Linked DNA regions of Homo sapiens: all the other regions are linked to region 2. The links are chromatin contacts, found by Hi-C or POLR2A ChIA-PET in ENCODE. All regions are on one chromosome and are shown on one strand. The core of a region is the stretch at or near the end of the contact, and the rest is flanking DNA. Distances in the headings are between cores, read along the strand shown. Region 1 has its middle 31 kb from the start of CHST15. Region 2 has its middle 29 kb from the start of OAT. Region 3 overlaps CHST15 (carbohydrate sulfotransferase 15).

Region 1 (3,831 bases), core at 483-2,982, 270 kb before region 2:
ACCTGTCTGTGTAAATCAAACCTCATCACAAAATGACCTCAGCCATTCATTCACACATTGTCCGTGTCTGCTTTCACACTAAAACAGCAGAGTTGTGTAGTCGTGACAGAGACTCTATGGCCTGCAAAGCCTAAAATTTTTACTATGTTTTCTGAACCCTGAACTGGGAAAACAAATGTAAAAGATCCATGAGTACCACAAAGCACTGCATAATATGAGGAATTCTAGCGACAGTTACGTTGTCCCTCATCCTGCCAGGACCTCACAAGAGTCTGCTGGGCCCCCTGGATAAAGTATCAACCATCCTAGTTGTGATTTTCCATGATGCCAAACTTCCAGGCCGTTTGCAAATACGAAATGGAGCTGATCAGTCCCGGTCCTGCCGGTTGTGAATATGACCTCTGCGGAGACTGTCTCGAGGTAGCACGAGCCCATGCCAAGATGAAAGGAGATGCAGTTGTTCACCCAGATGTTGTGCTCAGCACTTCACAACCATTATCTCATTAATCCTTTCAACAACTTAATGAGGCCCGTTCTGCTGCTGCCAAATTCTACTGAAACCAAGGCTTGAGGAGGGCTCTAGAGTTGAGTACCAGACAGCGCTGTGACGGATCCTGTGTCTGCAGACACCAGGCCTCCTGCCCTTCCTCCTTGGGCTAATGAACTTTTTCTAAATCATGCATTTAAGTCACTCACTCAGTTAATATTATGTTCATAATATGTGCAAAAGACTGCGCTAGGTGCTTTGGGGAACAGAAGCAATGATGAATAAGGTGCAACCCTTGCTTCAGGGACAGCACCATCTGGGGCGGATGATGACACAGATAAACACTCGAATGCGAGGTGGAAAGAAACTAGCTCTTTGTAGAGGTTCTTAGTGAGGACTGTGGCAGCAAAAAGATAAACATTCCAGAACTTTGCAGCTAAAAAGAATCTTAGAAATTATTCATGGGCCCGGTGCGGTGACTCACACCCATGATCCCAGCACTTTGGGAGGCCGGGGTGGGCAGATCACCTGAGGTCAGGGGTTTCGAGACCAGCCTGGCCAACATGGAGAAACCCCAACTCTACCAAAAAATACAAAATTAGCCGGGTGTGGTGGTGCATGCCTGTAATCCCAGCTACTGGGGAAGCTGAGGCAGGAGAATCGCTTGAACCCGGGAGGCGGAGGTTGCAGTGAGCCGAGATCATGCCATTGCACTCTAGCCTGGGCAACAAGAGCGAAACTCCATCTCAAAAAGAAAAAAATTATTCATGTTAGTTTGGTGGCAGAGACTGACAGCCGTGACCCTAACCCATTTCCCTGCTTCCTGTGGACAACCCCCCTCCGCAGCTAGCCGTGCAGTAGGAATGGCTGGTGACTGGGATAGAAGTGGGGGTGGTGTGCACTACTTTGGGCCTGGCCCATGGACACATTTCCACATAGTATGTTCCACACTCTCTCCCCTTCCAGCTCACCAGCATGGAGATGACCCCACTGAGACCATGGAGGTAGCTGAAGATGACACTGAAGATGACAGACACAAGACAGAGGAGGCAGGGTCATCTGATCATCACCTGGAAGCTGGCTGGCTGCTGGTGCATTTGCACGGATTGACACATGAATGAGAACAAACTTGGATCATGTTGAACAGTGAGATTTGAGGCATTGTTTGTTACAGGAGCCAGTGTTATCTAACACAATAGGATCCCAACTTTGGCTCACAACTAAAATCACGTGTGGACCTTCTTTGACATCTTAGGTCCCCTGAGATCCACCCCGGATGTCCTGGTTCAGTAGATCTCGTGTATGGTCTGGACATGCACATCTTGAAAAAGCATCCTAGGTGGTTCTGATACAAACTCTGATCACGATCCTCTGGTGTCTAGACAAACTTCCTCATTTTACAGACTTTACAGAAAATGAGACCCAGAAAGATCATCGTACCAGGTCACACAGCTAGGCAGGGGCAGAGAAGGAACCATAACCTGGTCTCCTAGCACTGCATAGATTCTATGACAGAGCTCCCTGTTCAGGAATTACATCTACAAGTTCCTTGTAGCATTCTTAAACCTCCAATGGCCCTGTTGGGAGGTTTGCCAAGGCGATGTCTTTTTGTTGATAGGGCTTAGATGCAACCAAGTTATGCAAAAATATTTTGAGAAAACTGTTAACTGATTTTGGAGGTCAAAACAGTATGTTCACGTGTTTATGCCTTTCCTGCTTACAACGCACTCTCCCCACCTTTCAGGTCATCGCAAATTCCCATTCTCTTTAAAACCCTTCCTGACTATTTACGCCCATGGTTGACATCTCCTTGGCACTTCAGTAGTCAGCAAATACACACACACACACACACACACCCCACATGCAGTCATACACCTACACACACACACTCATGCCCCCCAAACACACTCATACATCCCCACACAAATTCACACATATACCAACACACATTCACAATACACCCACACACAAACGCACACATACTCCAACACACACTCACATACACCCACACACAAACTCAAACATACTCCAACACACACATACCCAAACACACACATGCACCAACACACACACACTCACAAACACACATACACCAACATACACATGCACACACACACACCAACATACAAACTCATATATAACCCCCCACGCACATGCACTCACACTCCTACACACACATATACCAACACACACACACTCACACATATAACCCCTCCCCCACACATGCACTCCCACCCACACACCCACAAACACACTGACACACCAACACACACACACTGAGACATACACCAACACCCGCATACACATAAATCCACTCACACATACACTCACACATATAACACACCCACATACATGCACTCACATCCCCACAAACTGACACACCAATATACTCACACATACACCCTCATATACTGTCACACATACACTCCACACACTGACACATACACCAACATACAAACTCACACATATAACCCCCACACACGCACTCACACTCCCACACTCCCACACACACATACCAACACACACTCACACATATAACCCCTCCCCCCACATGCACATTCACACATACACTGACACATCCACCAACACACACTCACACATACACCCACACACACTCACACATACACCAATGCACACCATACATACACTCACACATATCACACACACACACACTTGCACTTCAGCCAGCATTGTTGGAGAATGTGCATCCAATGAAATCAACTATCCCAGACCAGTGATACACGTTTTTAAAATTCAACCACATTGATCAAAAACCTTGATAAAATGTTTTGTGCATTTCTTGGATTCTCACGTAATAGGATGACTGCAATTTTCTTGATAGTTTAAGATCACCACTAGGGGCATGAGCTAACATGAAGACACCTGCTCCATCGGAGGTGGCGCGTGAGGCTCTCAGCCCTGGGCCTCGCCGTGGGTCTTTTCTCTGGTTCATGCTGCTGTTGGTGGCTCTGTTGGTGAGGATGGAGGTGCTGCTGCTGCCACTCAATCCTTCATAGAAGAACAGATAATGAGGGAGGACCGAAGCTGCTCTGCCCACACAGTCAAATGCCAGGGTTTGCAGAACCCGACTTGGCTTCTCTCTGCAGCCCCAGATCCACTTCTCAAGTTTATTCTAGGTCCAGGTTTGCTTATTCTGATTTCTAGATTGGTGGAGTGTTAGGGTGTTCACATGTTGTACACTAACTTGTCCTTGTTGTACACTGACTAATCCTGGTTGTACACTAACTTTTCCTGGTTGTACACTTGTCCTGGTTGATATGCTCATTCGTCAAACCATCTCTGTACTGTTTCTCTCCAGTCTGTGCCTCCCACACTGAGCTGGG
Region 2 (4,124 bases), core at 168-2,667:
TCAAACTTTTCTAGGACTATCCACTTTTTTTATCAAACCAAGCATAAAAAACACAGGTTTGGCTGGGTGTGGTGGCTCACGCCTGTAATCCCAGCACTTTGGGAGGCCGAGGTGGGCGGATCACCTGAGGTCAGGAGTTCGAGACCAGCCTGACCAATATGATGAAACCCCATCTCTACTAAAAATACAAAAATTGGCCGGGCCTGGTGGCATGCGCCTGTAATCCCAGCTACCTGGGAGGCTGAGACAGGAGAAACGCTTGAACCCAGGAGGTGGAGGCTGCAGTGAGCCAAGATCCTGCCATTGCACTCCAGCCTGGGCAACAAGAGTGAAACTCTGTCTCAAAAACACACACACACACACACACACACAGGTTTACACATTTCTTTGGGTCTTCATTTCCTTATGAAGGCTCCTGCATCCGGTAAAAATTATATTAAATAAATGTGTATGTTATTCTCTTGTTATATGAGTCCCAGGCAGGAACCTAGGACGGTGAGGAAAAGCTCTTTCTCCTCCTATGGCATCCACACACCCAGGGCCTGCCACTCCTGCCCAGCCCAGGACCGTCACTATCTCAGTGACCAGTGGACAGGGCTCAGCAGGGCCACACGGATCAAGGTGGGCCCCAGCCAGGCAGAGACCAGGCCCCGCATCCTCCCACCCCCTGCACAACTTCGGTCCCCCAATCACCAGGGCAGGTATGAGTAAGGCCATTGCACAGTGGCAAAAACTGAGGCCCGCAAGGGCCCAAGGACCACCACTCAGATCCCTCCGGGCACAGCCCAGCCAGGAGCTCCGGGCAGAGTCCCGGGAGGCCCTGCCCACAGGGTCAGAGCGCCCCTGCCCCCGGCCCAACGGATGCGCCTGTCCAGGATCACCACCTGTCAAGCTCGCTGCAGCGCGGGAGGTGGGGTGGACCCTTCCCTGCCCCGGAGCCCACACCTCTGCACGGTGAACCGAGGCGCTCCGACGGGTGCGCGGACAGCACCTGGCACTGAGGAGGTGAACGTGACTCCCACACACGCGGGACTGAACCAGCGCCCCAGAGTCCCCAGAACACGCATGGGCCCGCGGGGCCGCAGCCCACGCCCGGGACAGCCGCCCGCAGTCTACGCAGGGAGGGGCCGCGGGGCTCTGGTTTCTGCAAGTTCTGAATTGTCTCCAAGGAGCATATTCCAACGTCAGAATAATAAACTTTTACAGAACTGTATTGCTCTGCAGCGCGCGGGGGGACTCGGCCCAGCGAAGAGCGAGCGCCCTACAGGCCTCGGCGGAGGAGGGCACGGTCCCCAGCGCGGCTCCTGGCCCCGCCCACGGCCCCGCCCCAGCTCCCGAGCCCCGGCCTCGCGCACGCGCATCTCGCGGGCTCGCAGGACGGCCGGGAAGCAACGCTTTGCGGGCAGCGCCCCCTGCCGTCCCAACGCGCGTGGGGCCCTATGGCTGCGAGCAGTTCCGGCCAAAAGCCCCAGGACCCGGACTTGGGGTTATTGACTTGCGCGTGGGCGCTGAGTCTTGGAGGGGAGGGGACAACTCGCCACACCCCCGTCCTCTCCCTGGAGCTCGAAGCCCCTTTCTGCTGAAATGGGGCCTCCTTTTCTCGGGAAACTGACTTTGGGGGAAACTAAGTCTCAAGGGGATCTTAAAACCCAAGACGGGGGAATGGGAACCTCACAGGACGTGGGGGCGCTTTTCTGGCCATCTCTATATAAAACCTGCCGGGGGCCTCAGACCCTGGCTCCTCTGTCAGTTCCCAAGACCCGTCGCGCGCCCACCTGAGCCCGGTGCCCACTGGATGGGGGCTCAGGCTCACCTGGTCAGTCCTCACCCCCACCTCCAGAGACCAGGCAGTCATGCCCTTCTAATATGGCGGAGGTCCCAAAAGATTATACCATATTTTTACTGTGCCTTTTCTGTGTTTAGCTATGCAAATACTTAGCATTGTGTCGTAGCAGGCTGTGCCATCTAGGTTGTGTAAGTACACGCCATGATGTTCACATAACGAGAAAATCGCCAAAGGACGCATTTCTCAGAACATACACCTGTTGTGAAACCACCCGTGACTGTTCTGTCCTAATTCAACCCCCTCATTCGATAAAGGACAGAGAGGCATTGAGTTGCCAGAGGTCATCCTGGTTGTCAGAGGCAAAAGCAAAACCGAAGCTCTGAGCCTCGCAGCAACCACCCACGCCACCGCCTCCCGTCATCATCAGGAGGCCTCCCCAGGTTTCTGTCCCAGGGAGCGCAGCCGGTGGACAAGTCCCTTCCGCTCTCTGAGCCTCCAGTAACATGAAAACACTGGCAGGAGACCCTCCATGATTCCAGGATTCCTAGAACACTGGCAGGACACCCTCACCCGGTGATCACTCCCAGGTCACCCCACTGAAAGCCGGCAGCTTTCTGTATGGTCTGCATCCATGTTTTTCTATTTCTCCCAGGAGTAATTACTCCATTTGTTCACAGGTACACGGCTTGGCACTCAGGGGCCATAAATTAAAGAGATGTTGTGATAAAAAGGAAGGCAGGAGAGAGTAGGGGCTGGTGGATCCCACTTGCCCTTCACTGCCGGTCTCAGAGACTGGCCTAGGAGAAAGCCACCAAGATCAAAGGCCCCCAGACCCTGCATCCCCATGGATGTGCAAGCCTGAGCTGTCGGTGGTCCTCCCGAACCCTGCCTTGAGCCATGCTTGGCTATTCCACACAAGGCTTATTTGCAGCAATCATCTGCTGGGCTCTTAAGTATTGTGATGCAAATTATAAAAGCCATTTTAGTTCAGATATCTCATTAACAATTTGAAGGGCTAGGCTGATGTATAGAGAAAAAATCTCATTTGCAAGTTAATCAAAATAAAGGCTGGGGAGCTAATAAACCTCCTCTGAGCCATTATACATGCATGGAACACTGGAGTGAGCCCTGAAATATATTTTAAAGTTTTTTTTCCTAAATGGACTAAGCTGCTTTTAGATATATATTATTCATTTTGATGCCTCCTGCTGGTATTTTAAGAATCCATCCCCCAAGTTCAAAACAAATTGAAATGCTTTTACAGGCCACAGGGGCCTCTTGGCCAAGCTCTTGAGACAAAGGGAGGAGCTGTTCTCAAAGCCCCCAGTCCCTGAGGCACCAGGACCACCTACTGGCTCCCTCAGAAGGTTTGTCCAGCCCATCCAAGGCTCTTGGGCATCACCACTATTTCAATGACCTAAAGCAAGCTTGTGTTTCTGAGCCTTGGTCTCCTCATCTGTAAATGGAAGTAATAATACCTGGAGTGAGACTTAAGGCATTTGAAATAGTGCCTGGCACAGACTGCTGAATAAATGCTATTTATTTGAACCACTGTCTATCCTCCGGGACCAGCCAAGTGGTACTCAATAAACATTTTTGAAATAAATGTACCTATTAAAAAGCCCGCTGATGCCAGGAATCGTGTGCCTTATTCACCAGTAGACGTCAGTGCCCCAGCATGGTTGGGTGAATGACACCCTGCCTCACACTCAATACCCACTTTGCAAGGACTGCACATTAGAATCCCCAGGAGCATTTAATATCCAGGTGCAAGGCCCCATCCAGGAGATGCTGATGTAATTGATTTGAGGTGAGGTCTGGCCATCAATATTATTTTTTTTTTTGAGACAGTGTTTCACTCTTATTGCCCAGCCCAGAGCGCAATGGCACAATCTCGGCTCACTGCAACCTCCGCCTCTTGAGTTCAGGTGATTCTCCTGCCTCAGCCTCCTGAGTAGCTGGGATTACAGGCGTGCACCACCACGCCCAGCTAATTTTTGCATTTTTAGTAGAAACTGGGTTTCACCATGGTGGTCAGGCTGGTCTTGAACTCCTGACCTCAGGTAATCTACCCACCCCGGCCTCCCAAAGTGCTTGGATTACAGCCATGAGCCACCACACCTGGCCGATACTAATTTTTTAAGCAAGCCAGGTGACTCTGAAGTGCAGCTGGCATTGAGCAGCACAGATCTAAACCTATAAATGTCCCCTATATGCCTCCCCCGACCTCTGTGGTGCTTCCCCATCACATACAGATGTGCTGCAGAGAGCATGCTGGGAACTTCACAGTCCTAGTGCTTGAAACGCATTGTCACTTTCACCTCTGTTATTCTGGGTA
Region 3 (3,893 bases), core at 725-3,224, 350 kb before region 2:
AACAATTTAAGCAAAACGTGACTCAATTTCTCTTTTAGAAGGCATCAGTGGATAAACGCCTTCTAAGCTGAATCCAATAAAAAGAATTATGTCAGGCAAATAACAAGTCTAGAGATCTAAGGTAGAGCATGTGCACTGTAGTTATTAATCCTATTAATCCTGTATTGCATGCTGGAAATTTTCCAAGACAGTATATTTCAGGTGCTTTTACCACACACACGCCCCCCTCCCCACACACAAAGGTAACTGTGAAAAAAACATGGCTATGTTAATTTGCTTTACTGTAGCAATCATTTCACTGTCTCTATTTCCATCGAAACATCACAGTATGCTGTACACCTTAAATTATACAATAAAAAATAAATTTTAAAGAGTAAATATGTATGTTTACTTATAAAATATTCTTGTGAATATTTAAAACAAATTATTATTAATCAACCTCACTTTGAATGCCCAAAGGCATGAGGTTGACAGGGGCTAGGCTTTTTAAACAGCAATTAGTTATAGGCGATGTGTCAGAGCTGAGTCTATTTCAGGAGAAGCTGCCTCCGTCTTATATGGTCCCAGTGGCCAGGGATTACAAAAGCCCCAAGCAGCAAATCGATGACTAACCAGTTAACTGCACTTATAATTCCCCCATCCAAACTTATCAGATCAGTACATCAGGAAAAGAAGTCAATATCCCTGCTTAATTTCTTAAAAACAAAGAAATGGCAACTTCTCAAGAAAGCCATCAGCTGTCCTTAAGTCTCCAAAGAATTAGAAAGTCAACATTTCCACTTTATAGTAATGTTCAAGTGATGTGAACATTTTATGTAGTGGTAAGAGTGACAGCCAGGTGGAGAAGTGGAGGCTCAAAAGAAGTTTGCTGCCACCATGTAAATGTTCTGGAGGTGAAGCAGAGCTGGGCTAGGCCTGGAGCCAGAGCCAGGACCCCAGGGAGGGTGCTAGCCCTGCCAGAGTGACACAGACGCCTTACCGATAATGATTGTATTCATCTTGCTCTGCTCCTTTGCAGAGCTGGCCTGCAGTCCTTGATGGATCTGGTGTGCGGCCAGGTCAAAGAGGTCCAGATAATCTTCCACGGGATAGCGGTCTCGCAGCCCATCTCTTAGGCGGACGATTCCTATGAGAACCAAGAAGCAGGAGATACTGAGGACAAAGTTGCTACTGCTGGAGCGATGGCCTCCCAGACAGCAACCAAAGAGAGATGGAAAGGCCTAAAGGGCCTGGCGACAGCAGCAAGAGGCTCAGCCCAGGTAAGCTTCAGAAAGGGCTGCTGGGGATGGGGGTGGGGGTCTATGCGGCCTGGCTACCCACTTCAATCCATGCATGCTTCAAGGGCTGGAAGATACCACCACTAAGCTAGACAGTGGCAGATTAAAGGCTGGAACACCTACTCAAGAGCTAGAAACATGTCTGCTTGGAGGGACAAAGTCTGGGGCTGGTTAACTTGTGCACAGGTGGGACTCGTAAGTGGCTGGGCAGCGATGACACCCAGGATGCATGTGTTGTGTCAAACAGGGAGAGAGGACCGAGGGCTGCCCACAGGAGAGAGAAGGGCAGTATCCTATAAACTCCATGATGCCTTCCTCATGGGGCCCAGCCAGCACCTGCCTGATGTTCTCTCTCCTCCCCCTGTTCAATCAAATACCCTGCCCTTTGTCCAAACAGTAAGGGGAACTGATCATACTCTAGACAGACATGGATTCTGGCATCGGCCACATACAGCTTAAATTCACCCCCTGCCTGAAAAATAAATAAATTTCACTTGCAAACATTTAAAAATCCACTTCCCAACACCACAACTCCTGAAGTCAATGGAAATTGGAAAGAGAACATCCGTGGCCAAAGTAACAAGAGGTTCAAGGTGACATTGAAGACTAGATTCCAGAGGCCCGCCTCTGTTCTTCCTCCTTTCCTGCCGGTAGAAAGCTGGTTTTCATTAAGGGGAAATCACTGTGAGCCTCGGGGGAGCACCCTACAGCAAGGGAGTGTGTTCAGACACGTCCAGCAAATGCATAGGGATGTGAAACCCTGGCTCCTACAGTGGCGGCTGCTAAACCACAAAAGAAACATTTACACTTTAGCTCACTGTAGGACGAACATCAAAAGGATGAAAGCAAACGTTTGTCAGGAAACACATTAAGAGTTGGTCTAGGGAAAACTTTGAAGATTCCCTTCTAGTCAACCTGAGTCCATTACTGGAAAACACCCTCGTGGCCTGCCAGGACTCTGGTTGACAATAGGCACGTATCACCCCTCAGCTCCAGTGACCAAACCTCTCCTGGCACAAGGAAAAGGTTACAGAGAGGAAACAGTGATCTGAGGACCGCAGGGTGCATGGGGTTAAGCTGGAGCAGAGAGGGATGGGCAGTGGTCATGGTAAGCCTGCGGCAAAGGGCTGAGAGCAAGGCCTCCAGAATGATCTCCATGTGGTTATCATATGGAACCCATAAGGCAGATGGGGCAGGTCAGAGAAGCTGAGGCCTGAAGCAACTCAGTCTCCCCCAGGTGCAGTGACTGCAGCTGGAACAGCACATAGCTGAGAACAGCACAGAGCAGAGGAACAGCACAGAGCAGGGGAACAGCACAGAGCAGGGGAACAGCACAGAGCAGGGGAACAGCACAGAGCAGGGAGCAGCACAGAGCAGGGAGCAGCACAGAGCAGAGGAACAGCACAGAGCAGGGAGCAGCACAGAGCAGGGAGCAGCACAGAGCCAAGGAACAGCACAGAGCAGGGGAACAACACAGAGCAGGGAGCGGCACAGAGCAGGGAACGGCACAGAGCAGAGGAACGGCACAGAGCAGAGGACCGGCACAGAGCAGGAAACGGCACAGAGCTTGGGAGCGGCACAGAGCTTGGGAGCGGCACAGAGCTGGGAGCGGCACAGAGCAGGGAATAGCACAGAGCTGGGAGCCAAGAGCCCGGATCACGCCCTTCTTGCTGGCCCTTACTGGCCACTGGCACTTACTGCTGACTGCTCGGGTCATGTGCCCGGGCTTTCGGAACAAGAAGAGCTGCCAGTTCTGACTCGTCCCCGTGTCCTGCACACAGCTGGCAATCAATGCTCACTGCATGGCTGGGAACCGAGTTCCAGACCCTGCTGGGTCTTTGCCTGGGAACAGCCTCCTAACAAGGGAATTGTGCCATCTCTTTCTGCCGCCCTCGCCCCCCAACCCCAGCGCTAACGTTGCGGGAGGAATGAACGAATGAAGGAACGAGACCAGACAGGAGCCCTGGGACCCAGCACTCACCAAAGCGCTTCCGGGTCCACCAGTGTGGCTCCTTGATGGCGGAGAACTTGACCTCAGGGTGCAGCCGCAGGCGGTCATAGAGGTCTGTGGTCCCGCACTTGGGCTGCCCTATGATGTAGAAGTGCGGCAGGCAGCGCAGGCGGAAGTGCTTCCCGTGCGCGTGCGCCAGGTGGCCCCAGAAGGCCTTGCGCAGGGCGTCGAAGGTGGAGCGGAAGCGCTTGGAGTAGAGCACGTAGGAGTTGGTGAGGTAGGGGTCGGTGGTGTTCTGCCCCGAGAACTCCTCGTACCAACAGGGGCTCTTACTGTTTGGAAGGAATTTGTTGGGGATGACTGAAAACATCTGCAAGGAAACAGAGGAGGAGAGACACAGAGGAGGGGAAAATGAGCAAAGACACAATCTAACCGCAATGGGAACCTGCCCTGAGACTGACGACCGTGTTCAAATTTGAACTAATATTTGACAATGATTAACAAATAAAGCAAAACTTGGTAGACGGTCAATGACTGTGCTTTCCTCTCCCCCGCCGCCCCACAAAAAAAAAAAAAAAAAAAAAAAAAAAAAAAACTTGGAGAGAATAAAGATAAAAGTTTAATTAAAATCCATTCTACCATAATTTACCTTTCTGACACTTACA

What was found. Hi-C counts contacts between places; a loop is a spot of excess contacts on that map. ChIA-PET counts read pairs that join two places held with the same protein, here RNA polymerase II (POLR2A). Pooled maps may share reads with other maps.
Region 1: a map of sciatic nerve shows a loop between it and region 2 (2.5-fold over the local background). The contact joins two enhancer-like sites. A Hi-C loop is called at or near these places in 3 of 168 maps with a recorded cell type or tissue (GM12878, endothelial cell of umbilical vein and sciatic nerve), 1 of 37 single-sample maps with no recorded cell type and 7 of 50 pooled maps.
Region 3: a pooled map shows a loop between it and region 2 (3-fold over the local background). The contact joins two enhancer-like sites. A Hi-C loop is called at or near these places in 3 of 37 single-sample maps with no recorded cell type and 6 of 50 pooled maps. POLR2A ChIA-PET finds 5 or more read pairs at or near these places in 3 of 52 experiments (B cell, H1 and activated B cell).

Annotation. Positions count from the first base shown.
Region 1 is chr10:124,122,484-124,126,314 of GRCh38, forward strand. No RefSeq gene overlaps it. Among named protein-coding and RNA genes, the nearest start is that of CHST15, 31 kb to the left of the region's middle. Within about 2 kb of position 1,733, at least 2 of the 41 ENCODE cell types and tissues checked have a DNase peak (open chromatin) inside an H3K27ac peak, as active enhancers do.
Region 2 is chr10:124,387,999-124,392,122 of GRCh38, forward strand. No RefSeq gene overlaps it. Among named protein-coding and RNA genes, the nearest start is that of OAT, 29 kb to the right of the region's middle. RefSeq lists a silencer at 1,219-1,508. Within about 2 kb of position 1,418, at least 7 of the 41 ENCODE cell types and tissues checked have a DNase peak (open chromatin) inside an H3K27ac peak, as active enhancers do.
Region 3 is chr10:124,041,322-124,045,214 of GRCh38, forward strand. CHST15 (carbohydrate sulfotransferase 15) reads right to left here. Exons shown (of 8, transcript NM_001270764.2): 3 at 3,259-3,598; 4 at 980-1,126. Among named protein-coding and RNA genes, the nearest start is that of CHST15, 50 kb to the right of the region's middle. RefSeq lists an enhancer at 1,914-2,153. Within about 2 kb of position 1,975, at least 5 of the 41 ENCODE cell types and tissues checked have a DNase peak (open chromatin) inside an H3K27ac peak, as active enhancers do.